Regions from separate parts of the Homo sapiens genome. Here region 2 is linked to region 1. Evidence: chromatin contacts called from ENCODE Hi-C or POLR2A ChIA-PET data. All regions are on one chromosome and are shown on one strand. The core of a region is the stretch at or near the end of the contact, and the rest is flanking DNA. Distances in the headings are between cores, read along the strand shown. Region 1 holds the start of SAR1A (secretion associated Ras related GTPase 1A). Region 2 holds the start of DNAJC9-AS1 (DNAJC9 and MRPS16 antisense RNA 1).

Region 1 (7,539 bases), core at 3,881-6,380:
GCTGGGAGCAGTGTGTCATGACTGTAATTCCAGCACTTTGGGAGGCCGAGGCGGGAGGATCACTTGAGGTCAAGAGCTTGAGACCAGCCTGGGCAATATAGAGAGAACTTATCTGTACAAAATATTTTTTAAAAATCAGCTAGGCATTCTAGCACACGTCTGTAGTCCTAGCTACCTGAAAGGCTGAAGCAGCAGGATCCCTTGCCCAGGAGTTTGAGGCTGCAGTGAGCTACGATCATGCCATTGCACTCCAGCCTAAGGCACAGAGTGAGAAAAAAAAAAACAAAAACAAAAACCAGAGCTAGCTGGGCATAGTGGCTCACGCCCATAATCTCAACATTTGGGGAGGCCCAGGCAAGACGATCATTTGAGCCCCAGGAGTTTGAGTCCAGCCTGGGAAACATAGCAAGAATTTGCCTCTAAAAAATAAGAAAGATTTTTTATCAAGCAGGATAAAAAAAGGAAAAATAAAGAGTAATATGAAGAACAAGTGACAGCAACTCCTGGACAAACCAAAGCTGGTATTGGCTGCATCCTTGCAGGCAGTGCGTATTCCCCACCTCCACTGCATCAAGCCCAAGAAAAAGGCTGAAGGGGATGCTAAGGAAGTTAAAGCCAAGGTGAAGGACAAACCACGGAGAAGATCTGCAAAGTTATCACTAAAACTGCTCCTCCACACCAGAGCCAAAGCCTAAAAAGCCTCTGCAAAGAAGGGAGAAAGAGGTACTCAAAGAGAAAAGGGGGAAAGCAGATGCTGGCAAGGGTGGGAATAACCCTGTCTATCTAATGCTGAGAATATGTAAAGGAGTAAGCATACAGTCGGGGGAAGAATTACATAAGATGCCTCCCCTCAAACCCTCCATTGGTTCTTCAGGTCACCAAAAATAAAAGCTAAAGTCCTCACCTACAAGGCTTTCAAGATTTGCCTCCTGTTAAGAGACAATTCTCCATGAAGCTCTTTGATTTTTGCACTTCTTTCAAACAGAGGTGCCAGCTGCCTTTGTTTGGACTATCTTTTGAAGGACATTTATATAATGAACAGCCTTGGAAGACAGTGTCCCTCTGGTGCAGGGGACAGGTCTGTATACTGCCCAGTGTCATACCATTTCCCACTGGGTCAGAGTTCAGGCAGGTCCGCTTGCAGCCATTATGAAAGATTTGGGTTCCCTAAGTTCTGGGTTCCTCAGCTGTGTTGCACACCATCGAATGGGCAGTGTCCATTCAGACTGCTCTGTGTCACCCCATTGTCCTCAGAAAGGAGGAGGGAGGAAGGGGCAAGTGGAAGTAACACAAACAGGAAGTTCATGCTGCTCGCTATGCCGGAAGTAATAACATAGTTTGTCTCTGATCCAGGAGTCCTGTGACTGCCAGCATCTGAGACTGTGTCAGGCTAACCTGTTAACCTGCAAGTTAGGTAGAACCCCAGAACCTCCACAGTTCTGACCACAAACACCTCACCCCATTTCCTACCACTCCTTCTGTTGCTCACCTTGCCTGGTCACACTGGCCTCCCAGATGTTCCTGGAAACTGCCAGGCACACTCCTGCCTTAGGGCCTCTGCTGTCAGCCTGGAACAGTCTACCCTGACAGCCATGTAATGTCCTTCATGTTCTTATCCAAATAGCACCTGGGTGGGGCCTTTCTTGACTTCTGTATTTGATTTAGTTAATTAATTAATTAATTTAGAGACAAGGTCTCGCTCTGTTGCCTAGGCTGGAGTGCAATCATGGCTCACTGTACCCTCAACCTCCTGGGCTCAAGCGACCCTCCTGCCTCGGTCTCCCAGTGTTGGGATTACAGGCATAAGCCACCATGCCCAGTCTGACTTCTCTATCTGAAACAGCCTTCCCACCAATAAACTGGTGAACTTTTGCCAATCTGACAGGTGAAAATGGTATCTCAGTAAGTTTCAAATTTATCTTTTATTTTTTAAAATCTATTTCTATTTCAGTATAGATATAACTATACAGAGATACATAGACAAATAAATGGATTTATATATTTTCTATATCTATTATTCTATAATATCTATATTTATATTTTCTATAGTATCTATATTTCTATTACTATTTTATTATGCTTGAGTCATTTTTGGGCCAGGCGCAGTGGCTCATGCCTGTAATCCCAGCACTTTGGGAGGCCTAGGCGGGCGGATCACTGGAGGTTAGGAGTTTGAGACCAGCCTGGCCAACAAGGTGAGACCTCATCTCTACTAAAAATACAAAGACCATGTCTACTAAAAATACAAAGATTAGCCGGGCTCGGTGGCTCATGCCTGTAATCCCAACTATGCAGGAGGCTGAGGCAGGAGAATCGCTTGAATCCTGGAGGCAGAGGTTGCAGTGAGCCGAGACCGCCACTGTACTCCAGCCTGGGTGACAGAGTGAGACTAGGTCTCAGAAAAAAAAAAAAAAAAGAAAAGTCATTTTTATTTCCTTTCCTATGAATTATCTGTTCTGAACTGTTGCCTATTTTCCTATTGTGTTGTTAGTCTTTTTCATACTTCTTACTTGCCTATGATGTGATTATTTTTCTCAACTTGTCATTTGTCTGAGTTTGCTTATGGTGTCATGATTGTTGTTATGCCATATAAGTTTTTAATTTTTATGTAGTTAAATTTGTCAATCTTTTCTTTTATGGCATCTACATTTTCTTTTCTTTCTTTTTTTTTTTTTTTTTTGAGATGGAGTCTCAGTCTGTTGCCCGGGGTTGGAGTGCAGTGGTGTGATCTCGGCTCACTGCAACCTCTGCCGCAGGGGTTCAAGCGATTCGCCTGCCTCAGCCTCCCAAGTAGCTGGGATTACAGGCGCCTGCCACTACGCCTGGCTAATTTTTTGTATTTGTAGTAGAGATGGGGTTTTACCATGTTGGCCAGGCTGGTCTCGAACTCCTGACCTTGTGATTCGCCAGTCTCAGCCTCCCAAAGCGCTGGGATTACAGGCATGAGTCACCACGCCCGGTCTAGATTTTCAATCATACCCAGAAAGGTCTTCTCATTGCAAAATTATAAGGAATCCATGCTTTCTTCTGTTTTTCTAGTACCTTTATAGTGTCATTTCAAAATACACACATCTTTTCATCACTTGAAACTTGTTTAGAGTAATAAACTTTTGGAGATTCAACCTGTAGGTTTTTTTGACTACCCAATTGTCTCAACCCCTTTTATTATTTATTAATTTATTTAACAACACATAACAGAATCATTTATTGAAAACAGTACTCTGGAAAAACTATGTGCACAACAATGCCTGTTTCACCCATTTTACAGTGGGTACATGGTGGTCTGGGGCATTCGTCAACTTGCTCAAGCCTTTAGGTAAGTAGAGTTTGCGGCTTTTCTGAGAATCTGCCTGCATGTTCCCTCCTTCCCCAGCCTCCCAAGCCATCCTGTGGTTCAGACACCTCCACCTCGTGCAGCCAGGCTCTCAACAAAGCCAGTAATCCAATGTGTTGGCTTGCACTGGGCTTGCATCTGTGTCTCCAGGATGCACAAGGGGTTCCAAGCCCCATGGACACATTGTCCCTGGTTTAGCTAAAGCTGGTGAGAAGCCTCAGAAGTGGCCTGACACCTTTCTGTGACAGGACAGGGTTCAAATTCAACATCTAAGACCCCAGGATGAGCGGAGGGTAGAGGGTGGTGAGCTTGCCCACTCAGCTCCCTGAGTATTGCTGGAGTCCCAGGTGCTACTTTAGTTTTATTTCTGCATGTACTTTAGTCATTTCTGTACTTTGCTCTGTTCCATTGTGTTTTTTGTGTGTGTGTGTTTGTGCATGTGCACGCACACCAGTTTTAATAACTTAGGCTCTATAATATGTTTTAATATCCAACAGGGTTAGTTCCCACCTCCTTGTTCTTCATTTTGAAAGCCTGTTTCTGGACTAGTTTTGTTTGGTTTTCTATACGAATTTTAGGAACAAATAGGGTAATTAAAAAAAAAGAACGAAACCACACACGACCTATTAATCCTATTAGTACTTTTATTGGGATTATGTTAAATTTAAATTTTACTAAAGGAGAATTGAGATCTTCATGAACCCACAGACGTCATTCATCTTTCCATTAGACTGTTTTATTTGTAAAATGAGAGTAATAATAGTACCAATCTCGTGGGACTGTCCTGAGAATTAAATGAGAAAATGCATGCGAAATATACTGGGGTGAACACGTTGCTTTGCCACTTAGCTGTGTGAACTTGGGCATGGTAGGTTATTCTGAACATTGCTCTCTCATTTGTCAATAAGGATAATACTAGCATCTGGAGTCACAGGACTCCAATGACGGTGAAATTAGACAAAGCGTGCAAAGTACCCAGTGCTCTGCCTGGAACATAAGTGCACAATAAATATTAGCTGTTTTTCTGTTTTTCTAAAACATAGGCCACCCCAGGGCAAGGAAGTGCGACTCAAAGCAAAAGCAGCTGGGCGCGGTGGCTCACGCCTCTCATCCCAGCATTTTGGAAGGCCGAGGCCAGCGGATCACTTGAGGTCAGAAGTTCGAGACCAGCCTGGCCAACACGGTGAAACCTGTCTCTGTAAAAATACAAAAAAATTAGCCAGGTGTGGTGACATGCGCCTGTAGTTCCAGCTACTCGGGAGGCCGAGGTATGAGAATCGCTTGAATCCGGGAGGTGGAGGTTGCAGTGAGCCGAGATCGCGCCACTGCACTCCAGCCTGGGCGACAAAGTGAGACTCCGCCTCAAAAAAAAAAAAAAAAAAAAAAAAAGCAAGGAAGAAAAAAAGCAAAAGCTTGGAGGGATCCACCTCAAGTGGAGGGCCCCAAGGTCAACTCATCTTTCCCAGGACCTATGTCACCGTCGGTACCCACTTCTGACTTTCCTGGTGCGTCTGGAATGGGAAGCCGCGATCCCGAGTGTACCAGGCCGCTCAGGGACTCCAGGACCCAGCCCCGGACCCAGGGTTCCGGCGCTGCCACGTCTCGCGCGGTCAGCTAGCCAGACGGGAGCAGGCGGGGCCGAGGCGGGGCCAGACCCCGAGCGCGCTTTGTCACGCCTTATGCCCGCCCCTCCGCGGCCCGAGTCGCTGGTGGGACGGCACCGGGGCAGAGAGGCGTAACGCTGTGAGGGGGCGGGGCCCATTACGCGCCCGGAAGTCCCGGGGAGGGGTGTGACGTACATCCGGCGAGTAGCTGGCGGTCCCGGGTGCTGCTGGTTAGTGTGCTCTGAGGGAGGGTCCGAGCCAGCCGCTGTTTTGCCGGAGGAGCCCCTCAGGCCGTGAGTCTGAGGGTCGCGTCGGGGAGGGGAGTTGGGGCTCGAGGGGCTGGGACGGAAGGCGGGGAGGTCGGAGCGGAGGCTGGCCCTGGCGGGGTTGGGTGGGGGGGAAGTGACACGCAGGCGGTTCTGTGGGGCCGCGGGGCTGATTCTGGGCGGGGACGGGACAACTTGGCCAGATCTGCTCCGTCCCCTGCTGTCCTCTTTGCCTGGGGTCCACTTGCATTCCGCTCGGGGGTCTCGCAGCTGCTGGGCCGGATAACAGTTTCTTGTCTGTACCGTGCGCTCCGGTTTACGAAATGGCTCCATGTCCTCTGTCTCGGAAGAGCCTCACAGCCCTCGGTGAGGCGGGTGGGAGCCCTTTATGATTATCCTTGTTTTGTAGACTCGGAGACTGAGGCTGGCCAAGGCTCCGCAGTTAGCGAGTGTGAGCGCTCGAACCTGGTCTACAGGCCCCTAGTCCAGGGCTTACCCCCAAGTCAGCGCTTGGTTGTCTTCCGATGGCCCGGGTCGAACCCTGTATTTTCTCCTTCTCCCTTCCCCTTTTCCCCTGTCTGGTCTCTGCATGGAAAAATTTCCTTATGTGCATTTGACATGGATTAGCGTTTTCTTCACGATTCTAGCCAGTGGGTCAGGAGCATCTTTGTCTTGTTGATTCCATCGGCTTCGGTTGCGACAGGGGGCTTAGGGAGATTCGCCATGGGGCTGACCTTTGACATTTACCCCGCAGCTAAGCAGAGTTAGCTAAAAGCCAGCCGCCTACTACCCCAAATCTGCCTGGAATGGCGTCTTAAAGTTGCCCTGATTATGTATAACAAGTAATGCGTAAATTTTTAAATTGGCTAATGGTCAGATTGGTGCCCTCCTTTTCTATTAACATTTGTTTGAATCATTTAGCCCTGGAATTCGCAAGTTTTCATTTTAGGTACATTAATAGTGTTTTGTTGATAGTTTAGAGACCTACCTTAAATTTTAGATTACTCTTAACTTCTCGTAAGGTGGTACAATGGACCAAGAATAGAAAATAAATAGAATGCTAGTTATTAAAATACCATTCAAAAGATGTGATGAGTTGTAAGGAAGAGAACTTCGGAAGATCATCCTCTGTGTAGTTGGTGGGTTAAAGAAGTTTTAGTTTTTTTTTTTTTCCCCAGCAATTTTGTGGTTTGGGTTTGAATTTTATGTACTGTTAACAGGAAGAGCTTAGGCTTTGGTGTTAGAGATGAGGGTTTAAGCCCTGGCACTATTACTTTTTCAACTGAGCCGTCTTAAAGGACTCAGCAAAACTAGGAGTATCCTCATCTTTATCTTGTTAAATGAGGCCAGTGATCCTTGCCTGGTAGGGTTGGTGTGGGGATGAAATGAGATGTACAAGTACTGTGCAGATTGTAAAACTACTGATGAGTTGGTACAAATCCTAAGATCTTAAGGAGAGAGGAGCCACCAAGGCCATTTTCAGCTGCTGAGGAGGCTGAGGTGGGAGGATCTCTTGAGCCTGGGAGGTTGAGGCTGCAGTGAGCCATGATGGCAACACTGCACTTCAGCCTTGGAGACAGAGTCTTGGTCTGTCTTAAGAAAAGGGGGGCGGGGGCATTTTCTTAACTTTGGGTAGCAGTGCAACCCGACTCTTTGGATCTAGTAAGGGTTTTTATTATTTTTAGCTCACCTGAAGAGTTTCTTCAGTCAGCCTCCACTCTCATCACTCCTTTACAACCCAACACTTCTATATACATTTGTACTACACTGGTTTTCAGTCAATACTTTACAGACTTGTAAAAAATGTTTACATCACTTTAGAAATTTTTCTTTCTTTCTTTTTTTTGAGATGGAGTTTTTGCTCTTGTTGTCCAGACTGGAGTGCAATGTCATGACCTCGGCTCACTACAACCTCTGCCTCCCGGGTTCAAGTGATTCTCCTGCCTCAACCTCCCGAGTAGCTGGGATAACAGGCGCCCACCATGCCTAGCTAATTTTTGTATTTTAAGTAGAGATGGGGTTTCACCATGTTGGCCAGGCTGATCTCGAACTCCTGACCTCAGGTCATCCACTTGCCTCGGCCTCCCAAAGTGCTGGGATTACAGGCATGAGCCAAGTATTTTCAACTAGATGAATTCTGCAAAGGTGAAAAGGAGAAAATGCCACACTTTAAATAGTTTTTCATGGCAATTGAACTACTTTAATTTTCCATTTTATTTTCCTTTGACACTCCTGCTTTTAAGCCATCTCCTCCCTTGGAGCATACAAATCAGCAGCAGCCGGGATTTAGCTACTTGGATGCTTTAATTCTTCCCTCCAAAATGATCTGAGTGGG
Region 2 (7,539 bases), core at 1,448-3,947, 3.1 Mb before region 1:
GCTAATTTTTTTGTATTTTTAGTAGAGATGGGGTTTCACCATGTTATCCAGGATGGTTTTGATCTCCTGACCTCGTGATCCGCCCGCCTTGGCCTCCCAAAAGTGCTGGGATTATAGGCGTGAGCCACCGCCCGGGCAAATTTTTGTATTTTTAGTAGAGATGGGGTTTCACCGTGTTGGCCAGGATGGTCTCAATCTGACCTTGTGATCTGCCCACCTCGGCCTCCCAAAGTGCTAGGATTACTGGCGTGAGCCACCACTCCTAGCCTTAATGCATATTCTTAAATATACAAAGGTAGATTTGTTATGAAAATTGCTTTGGGGCTCTAATAACCTACCTTTTAAGAATGAGAAACTGCTGGGCTTAAGGGAGTTCAGTATGAATCAAGATTGAACCATTCAAATGTGGCTGTGATTTCTGCATATATCATAGATGGGATCCTTCTGAGAATACTGGAATAGGGAATTAGGACACCAAGCCAATTCAGCTGTGAACCTTATTCTTGTACTTTTCTTTCTTGCTGGTAATTTTATGGAGCAGGTTAAGAAGGCTGCTCTGTGTTAGGATAAACTGTATACCAATAATGTTGACAACCTGTAATGAGTGTTGCATTTTACTTCTTGTATCTTTTCCTTCCTACCTTGATGCCAGTAATCTATAAGGGATCTTTATAGTTTGAATGTATTTGAATAACTTCAGTATACTTTAGTTCTACTTTTTTATTTGACTCACAACCATTCTTAGGTCTCAAGTATTCCCATGTGTTTTAAAAGCCTGAAGTCAGTGAGATGAAATTCAACATCAAGAATTTGAAGTAACTTGTAAGGAAAAATAATATAAAGATACCATTGGGGCAGTGGCTCACACCTGTAATCTCAGCACTTTGGGAGGCTGAGGTGGAAGGATCACTTGAAGCCAGAGTTTGAGACCAGCCTGTGCAACACAGCAAGACCCCGTCTCTACAAAAACTTAAAAAATTAGCTGGCTGTGGTGTTGCTCACCCATAGTTCCAGCTACTCGGGAAGCTGAGGCAGTAAGATCACTTGAGCCCAGGAGGCCGATGCTGCAGTGAACTGTGATTGTTCCACTACAGTCCAGCCTGGGTGACAGAGAAAAGAAAAAGAAAACATTACATAATTTGGCTAGAGCATAATAATTTGATTTTCTGGTTTTTGAAAATTTGAGTTGCAATAAAAGGATATTTCAGTGTGCGATTTCAATTTTCCGTAGCAAATGTATATATAGAAAAATGTTAAAATAGATGTATTTGAATACCTTAAAAAATACAAGAAACTGGAAGAAAGATAATATTGCAAAGCATCTACATATATCCTAGGCCTTTTGTGTACAAGGTTATTTGTGACAATTGTAAGGTATTATGAAGGCAGGTAGGATTATCTCCGTTTTACAGATAGGGAAGCTGAGGCCTAGAGGTGGAAACTTGCCCAGTGATGTAAGATTCATCTCCCGGTTATGCCCTCCTGGAAAGCCCTTCCCAACATATTATGTTGTCCATAGAGGGAAAAATGAGCAAAGACAGATGGCTTAACTCTGGTGTGTGACTAAGATATAGGAAATTTATAGAGGAGGTTCTATCAATGTGCCGACTTACTTTGTGTTTTATGTTCTGAGAACGATTACCAGCCATCTCAAATTCTGTGGTTGTCAAAGCTCCCCTGGGGTTGTTGCTGGTTGGCCCCCACTTGCTTTGAGACTTTGATGCCAGGGCAGGTTGAGAGGAACTGACTTCAGCTGAGTTTGATCTTGGATCTGGGAAAGAGAAATGCTTTGAAAATCACGGCAACTCTGGGAAGTTTAAAAGATATTAATGTATCCTGGAGAGTTTGAGGCTTTGCAGAAACTTATTGGCAGAGCAGAATGATTCTGAAAAATGCTACATCAGTGAGGGGATATTTGATAAGGTATTTTCTGCCAACTCGGGTATTCACTTAGCATTGTTTATCCTTTAAGATATGTATACACATACTTCCTCTGTGAGTTTACCCTACTAACAAAGTTTTATCCCCAGCCTCAACCTTGCTTTGGGTCTCCAGGCCCAAGTTTCTCACCATCTCTTGGATGATTGCTCCAGCCCACTCTGCTGCCACCTGGGATCCAACATGTTCAAACCCAGCTGTGAACTTCACAGAGTATTAAAAGAAAGAGCCTTTGCTTCAGCAGTTTATGTTATTAAGACGGAGGCTTGGGTCATGTTATCTCTCTCCACCAATGTGTAAGGTGAAAGTCCTATTAGGTAAGAGTTTTTGGAAGACCCGTGTTTTGTGCTTTTTGGGTTTCAGTATAGGGTTTTTTCCTACAGGGCTAGAGGGAAAGTACCCCAGCATTTCCAACCAGTGGGGTGCAAAATTATTTGGGTCTACAGCTTTACCTATTCCTTTCAAGAACATTTTTGAAAAAACACATCTGTTAAGTTGAACCATGTGTAACTGCTGAATGCTGATGTTTGGCCGTTTTCTACTTAAAAAAATAGGCCAGCAGTTTGTAAATTCAAGCTAATATATGAACTTTTTGAAAAAGTTGTTCTTGGACACTAAAAGGTAAGACGGACGCCAGATTTCCAGAGCAAGGGGAGGAGAGACCCGAGCAACATCACTTCCCTGAAGACCTAGCTCCTGCGCGCGGCCGGGGACTGTGACTCCACATGCCGGCGTTACTTACCCGGGCCCGCGCCTGACTCGCCACACCTCATTTTGCGGCCGCCGTAAAGCGCGGATGCGCGGCGTGGCCACGCCCCTTCAGTGCTTGTGACGCAGGCGCCCTGGGCTTTTTGGGCGCGAAAAAGAAGCAGTCCTGGGTTGTACCCGGCGCAGCTGGGAGCGGCTGCTTCCTCCGGGGTCGTATCTCCGCCCGGCATGGGGCTGCTGGACCTTTGCGAGGAAGTGTTCGGCACCGCCGACCTTTACCGGGTGCTGGGCGTGCGACGCGAGGCCTCCGACGGCGAGGTCCGACGAGGCTACCACAAGGTGTCCCTGCAGGTACACCCGGACCGGGTGGGTGAGGGCGACAAGGAGGACGCCACCCGCCGCTTCCAGGTATGCAGGGTCCCGCCCCGAAGCCGACCGGCTGCGCGGGCCTCCCCCTAGCCTTTTGGCTACCGGGCCCCGCCCCGGGGGAGCGCGCTGAGCTCCGCTTGGCGCCTTCTGATCTTTATTTCTCGCGCCGCCGTTTCGGTGGGAGGAGCAGGGGTGATTTACGGATACTCTTTGCCCTCAGATCCTGGGAAAAGTCTATTCCGTTCTCAGTGACAGAGAACAGAGAGCAGTGTACGATGAGCAGGGAACAGTGGACGAGGACTCTCCTGTGCTCACCCAAGACCGAGACTGGGAGGCGTATTGGCGGCTACTCTTTAAAAAGGTAAAGGACTCTGGAGGTTTCTTTGTGACTGTTACCATCATTCAATCAACAAACCTTTATTGACTGCCTCTAAGATCTTGTATTTTGTGTTAATTTTGTAGGAATTAGGAATTTTGAGTTTGGCCTTGAAATACAGATACACGCACGCTTACTGAAACGGGCTTTAAATTTCCTGTTAATGTGATTGTTGCACTGAAAAGGGCCGATTTATTTTTTTTGCCGGATGCGCTTTATTTTACATATCCAAATGTAAGTCCTGATTCCGGATCACCTCTCACTCTTGGAAATTTCACTTAAATTTCCCTTCCCTGGTCCCTAGTTAGCAGTTAATGAAGATTGGATTTAAAAAGGAGGACTCCGGAGAAGCTTAGGCATAGAAAATCTGGTTCAATAATTTCAACTCAAGCAACTGTTGTATTGCAGCAATTCAACACCCAACTCTAGTTTTACTAACGTACGTTTTATTTAAAGTAAAATTCCCAAAGTTAAAGCAAATCTCCTTTATCATCAGATATCTTTAGAGGACATTCAAGCTTTTGAAAAGACATACAAAGGTTCGGAAGAAGAGCTGGCTGATATTAAGCAGGCCTATCTGGACTTCAAGGGTGACATGGATCAGATCATGGAGTCTGTGCTTTGCGTGCAGTACACAGAGGAACCCAGGATAAGGAATATCATTCAGCAAGCTATTGACGCCGGAGAGGTCCCATCCTATAATGCCTTTGTCAAAGAATCGAAACAAAAGATGAATGCAAGGAAAAGGAGGGTAAGATTTTGAATACTGTGGATTTATATTTTGACTGCTTCCAAAAAGGATTTGAGAGTATTTACAGCAGTAGAAGTAAACATAAAACTCCAGAAATAAGGACTAGGGTTAACTTGGTCTATAGTTTCGATCTAATAAAATGGGCATACCAGTTCATCAAGAGAAACTTTTTCTAGCATGTTGTGCTCAAGATGATTTTTATTGCATAGATTGTTTAAATATTACCATAGTAAAGTAGCACTGAAATATTTTTTCATGTAGGCCAATTCTTGTAGCATTCCTGAGGCATTCCTCAGGAGATAAAGTTAGTGGAACCCGGGTACACAGGATGGGCAGTGATCCTTACTCGGTTGAGGGGGTAAGAAGAGAATGGCAGACACCGTCTTGTTAAAAGTGCAGATGTTTGGGCCTTTGCCCCGAATTTGATTCTTGAGTTGGATACAGAATTTTTCTTTTCTTTTTTTTTTTTTTAAAGAAAAACTTTAGCTTAGCGGTCCCCAGCCTTTTTGATACCAGGTACCTGTTTTGTGGAAGACAGTTTTTCCAGTGACAGTGGGGGTGAGGAGAGTTGGGGGGGTGGTTCAGGATGAAACCTTAGATCATCGGGCGTTAGATTCTCTTAAGGAGCACACAACTTTTAGGACCACTGCTGCCTTCCTGAGTGCCCTCAGGAACTTTTCTGCAGCTTTTACATAAGAGACGCTGGCAGAGAGAAAGCTGACCTTTTTGTTTCCGGTGAAAATTTGAAGGGCCTGTTTTGCCTAGATAAGAGGCTGCACCCTTTCTGGTGAGCTTGAGGGGAACGGTGGAGTGTATATCAAGACCATTTTGGTTCATAGGCTACATCTGCTAAGACTCAAGCTGACAATTATCTTAAGTCGTTCATCATTTCCTGAGATGAAACTGAGCACAGCTGCATTCACAGTAGACTGTTAGCTTGAGAAACTTCCCTAGAATTTGAGGAGAAAATGGCATAGTTTTGATAGACTGTTCAACAAACCTTAGGGGGATGCTGAATTTAAAGAGAGAATTTGAATACAAGGAAACGGTGTCTTATTGGGATAGGGGGTCCTAATGTATCATCATCCTCAGTATTAATAGCATTAATTGCTACTTAGAAAATTCACAAGGGGTGTTGGGGCCTCTTATAGTTGTTGCCCTAAGGTGTTCTTGTGATATTTTGTAAACAATGCTCTAGGAACACTTGGCAAAGGAAGGCTGCTTTGAAATTAGGTAAATAGATGTTAAAACTGAGTTTATTGATGTTGGTTCTTCTGACTACTGGGGAGAAGTCATTTTAAACTGGGGTTGTTCACAAGGCACCACCAGTCCCATGGAGTAAATTGGGTTTCCAGGAGAGAAATTGGAAATACCTGTATCCTGGCAATTGCATCATTTGCCTTTTTTTTTTTTTTTTCTCTTTTTTCTAAGAGATGGCATCTCCATCACCCAGGCTGGAGTGCAGAGGCATGATCACAGCTTATTGCAGCCTGAACTCTCAGACTGAAGCCATCTTCCCACCTCAGCCTCCCTAGTAGCTGGGACTACAAGCACATGCCACCACACCAGGCTCATTTCTTTTCTTTTTTATAGAACTGAGGTCTCACTATGTTACCCAGGCAGGTCTTGAACTCCTGAGTTCAAGTGATCCTCCCACCTTGGCCTCCCAAGGTATGGGGATTACAGTTGTGAGCCACCATACCCGGCCTCATGTTCCTTTTTATCATCATGTGATTTATGAGTGCCAGAGTACTTACTACCTCTAGCAAATAGAATTGGGTAAAAAACAAATGGTAATTGGAATCAGAGGATCTACTGCTTGCTGTCAGCATTGTTGCCATTTAATGAATGACATAGTTATGTAATTCGATTCATTTTGTCTATTCATATATTCATAAAATTGAAACAGAATTATAGATTTGCTTTTGGGAAAGAGTATGTATTTTAAGCATTTCCTGGTGGCCCTGAGTCTCATGTGAGTTCCTGTTTCAGGCTCAGGAAGAGGCCAAAGAAGCAGAAATGAGCAGAAAGGAGTTGGGGCTTGATGAAGGCGTGGATAGCCTGAAGGCAGCCATTCAGGTAAACTTGGCAGTTTGTTGCCACATCTTTAATGATCTGATTCCTACTGCTAATATTTTCTTTGGAATGTTGTATTTTGTTTTCTTCTTTTAAGACATAACCGCATACCTTCTATTTGTCCTTTTAAAGTGTACAATTTGGTGGTTTTAAGTGTATTTACAAAGTTTTACAATTATTAACACCAATTGTAGGACATTTTCACCATTCCAAAAAAACTCCATACCCATTAGTAGTTATTCCACTTTTCCAGCCCCTGGCAACCACTAGGTACTTTCTGTCTATGGATAATGTTGTGAAAGCTTGTGTTTTAACTTCTCAAACAGAGCAGACAAAAGGATCGGCAAAAGGAAATGGACAATTTTCTGGCTCAGATGGAAGCAAAGTACTGCAAATCTTCCAAAGGAGGAGGGAAAAAATCTGCTCTCAAGAAAGAAAAGAAATAATGGAATTTTTCTCTTCAAAGGTCCTTAGGTGTAAATTGATGCCATCGTAGGCAAGGTGCAGGCAGGATTTGAAGGCAAAAGTCAATTCAGCTCTTGAGAAAAGGTGTCTTTCCAGCCTGAATTTTTCAGATTGACTAGACCAAGCAGAATCTCTCAACCTGATCTTAGTATTTCCTAGAAAGCACTTGACATTGTGTGAGGTCTCACCTGAAGGAACTTGGTGGTGACATTTGGGAGGGTGGAGGGAGGCAGTGTCCTTCCTGACAGCACTTGCCTCCATGGATCTTCTGTACACAGAACTCTTATCTAGGATGTGGTTCTGTTCATGCTGCTTTCTGCGATGTGCGTGTCTGTTAGAATAGGCTCTCTACCCAGCTAGAACACCTTCCAGACACTTGCTGGACAGCTATCTTCCACATACTTCCCAGTTTACATTTGGTCTTAATGATCTTGAATAGATCCTCTCTTCATTTTACTCAGCCAGGTTTTGTACTGATGTACAGGTGTTAAATTACTTCAAGCATTTTTGTAAGAGGTGTATATAATTCAATAAAAAAGGTAAAACATGATGATTAAGTTCTGGGGGCTTTGTAAATGATCCCACTAAAATGTGACCTAGGAAAAATATGAATGGTGTTTAGGATGAGAGAAAAGGGGAAAACAATAGCCCTGGTCAGCTTTATAATAGAGAGCCTGGTTTCCCTAGCATGAAGAGATGTATGTTGTAGTCCTGCCACTGATTACTGAAGTCCTGCCATTAATTGCTGAATGTCTTCAGTTGGGCCACTGAGCTTGTCTGAATCTGTTCCCTTTTATAAAAGAGTTACTACATCAAAACAAAGAGTGAAATCCAAATTTGTCAAACTGTATGTATT

Evidence for each region. Hi-C counts contacts between places; a loop is a spot of excess contacts on that map. ChIA-PET counts read pairs that join two places held with the same protein, here RNA polymerase II (POLR2A). Pooled maps may share reads with other maps.
Region 2: a loop to region 1 is called in a map of CD4-positive, alpha-beta memory T cell, with 20 times the contacts of the local background. The contact joins the promoter of DNAJC9-AS1 here to the promoter of SAR1A in region 1. A Hi-C loop is called at or near these places in 1 of 168 maps with a recorded cell type or tissue (CD4-positive, alpha-beta memory T cell) and 5 of 50 pooled maps. POLR2A ChIA-PET finds 5 or more read pairs at or near these places in 2 of 52 experiments (Caco-2 and activated B cell).

Annotation. Positions count from the first base shown.
Region 1 is chr10:70,168,105-70,175,643 of GRCh38, reverse strand. It overlaps SAR1A (secretion associated Ras related GTPase 1A), which reads left to right and starts at 5,130. Exons shown (of 7, transcript NM_020150.5): 1 at 5,130-5,231. RefSeq lists enhancers at 4,636-4,715, 4,849-5,505, 5,506-6,164 and a silencer at 4,846-5,205.
Region 2 is chr10:73,242,525-73,250,063 of GRCh38, reverse strand. DNAJC9-AS1 (DNAJC9 and MRPS16 antisense RNA 1) reads right to left here and starts at 2,697. Exons shown (of 4, transcript NR_038373.1): 1 at 2,681-2,697; 2 at 1,614-1,771. DNAJC9 (DnaJ heat shock protein family (Hsp40) member C9) reads left to right here and starts at 2,809. Exons shown (of 5, transcript NM_015190.5): 1 at 2,809-3,054; 2 at 3,236-3,376; 3 at 3,888-4,142; 4 at 6,135-6,221; 5 at 6,545-7,539. The coding sequence starts at 2,875. The coding sequence ends at 6,664. It overlaps FAM149B1 (family with sequence similarity 149 member B1), which reads right to left. Exons shown (of 14, transcript NM_173348.2): 14 at 5,560-7,539. It overlaps MRPS16 (mitochondrial ribosomal protein S16), which reads left to right. Exons shown (of 3, transcript NM_016065.4): 3 at 1-1,215. RefSeq lists enhancers at 2,563-2,902, 2,168-3,367 and a silencer at 3,103-3,252.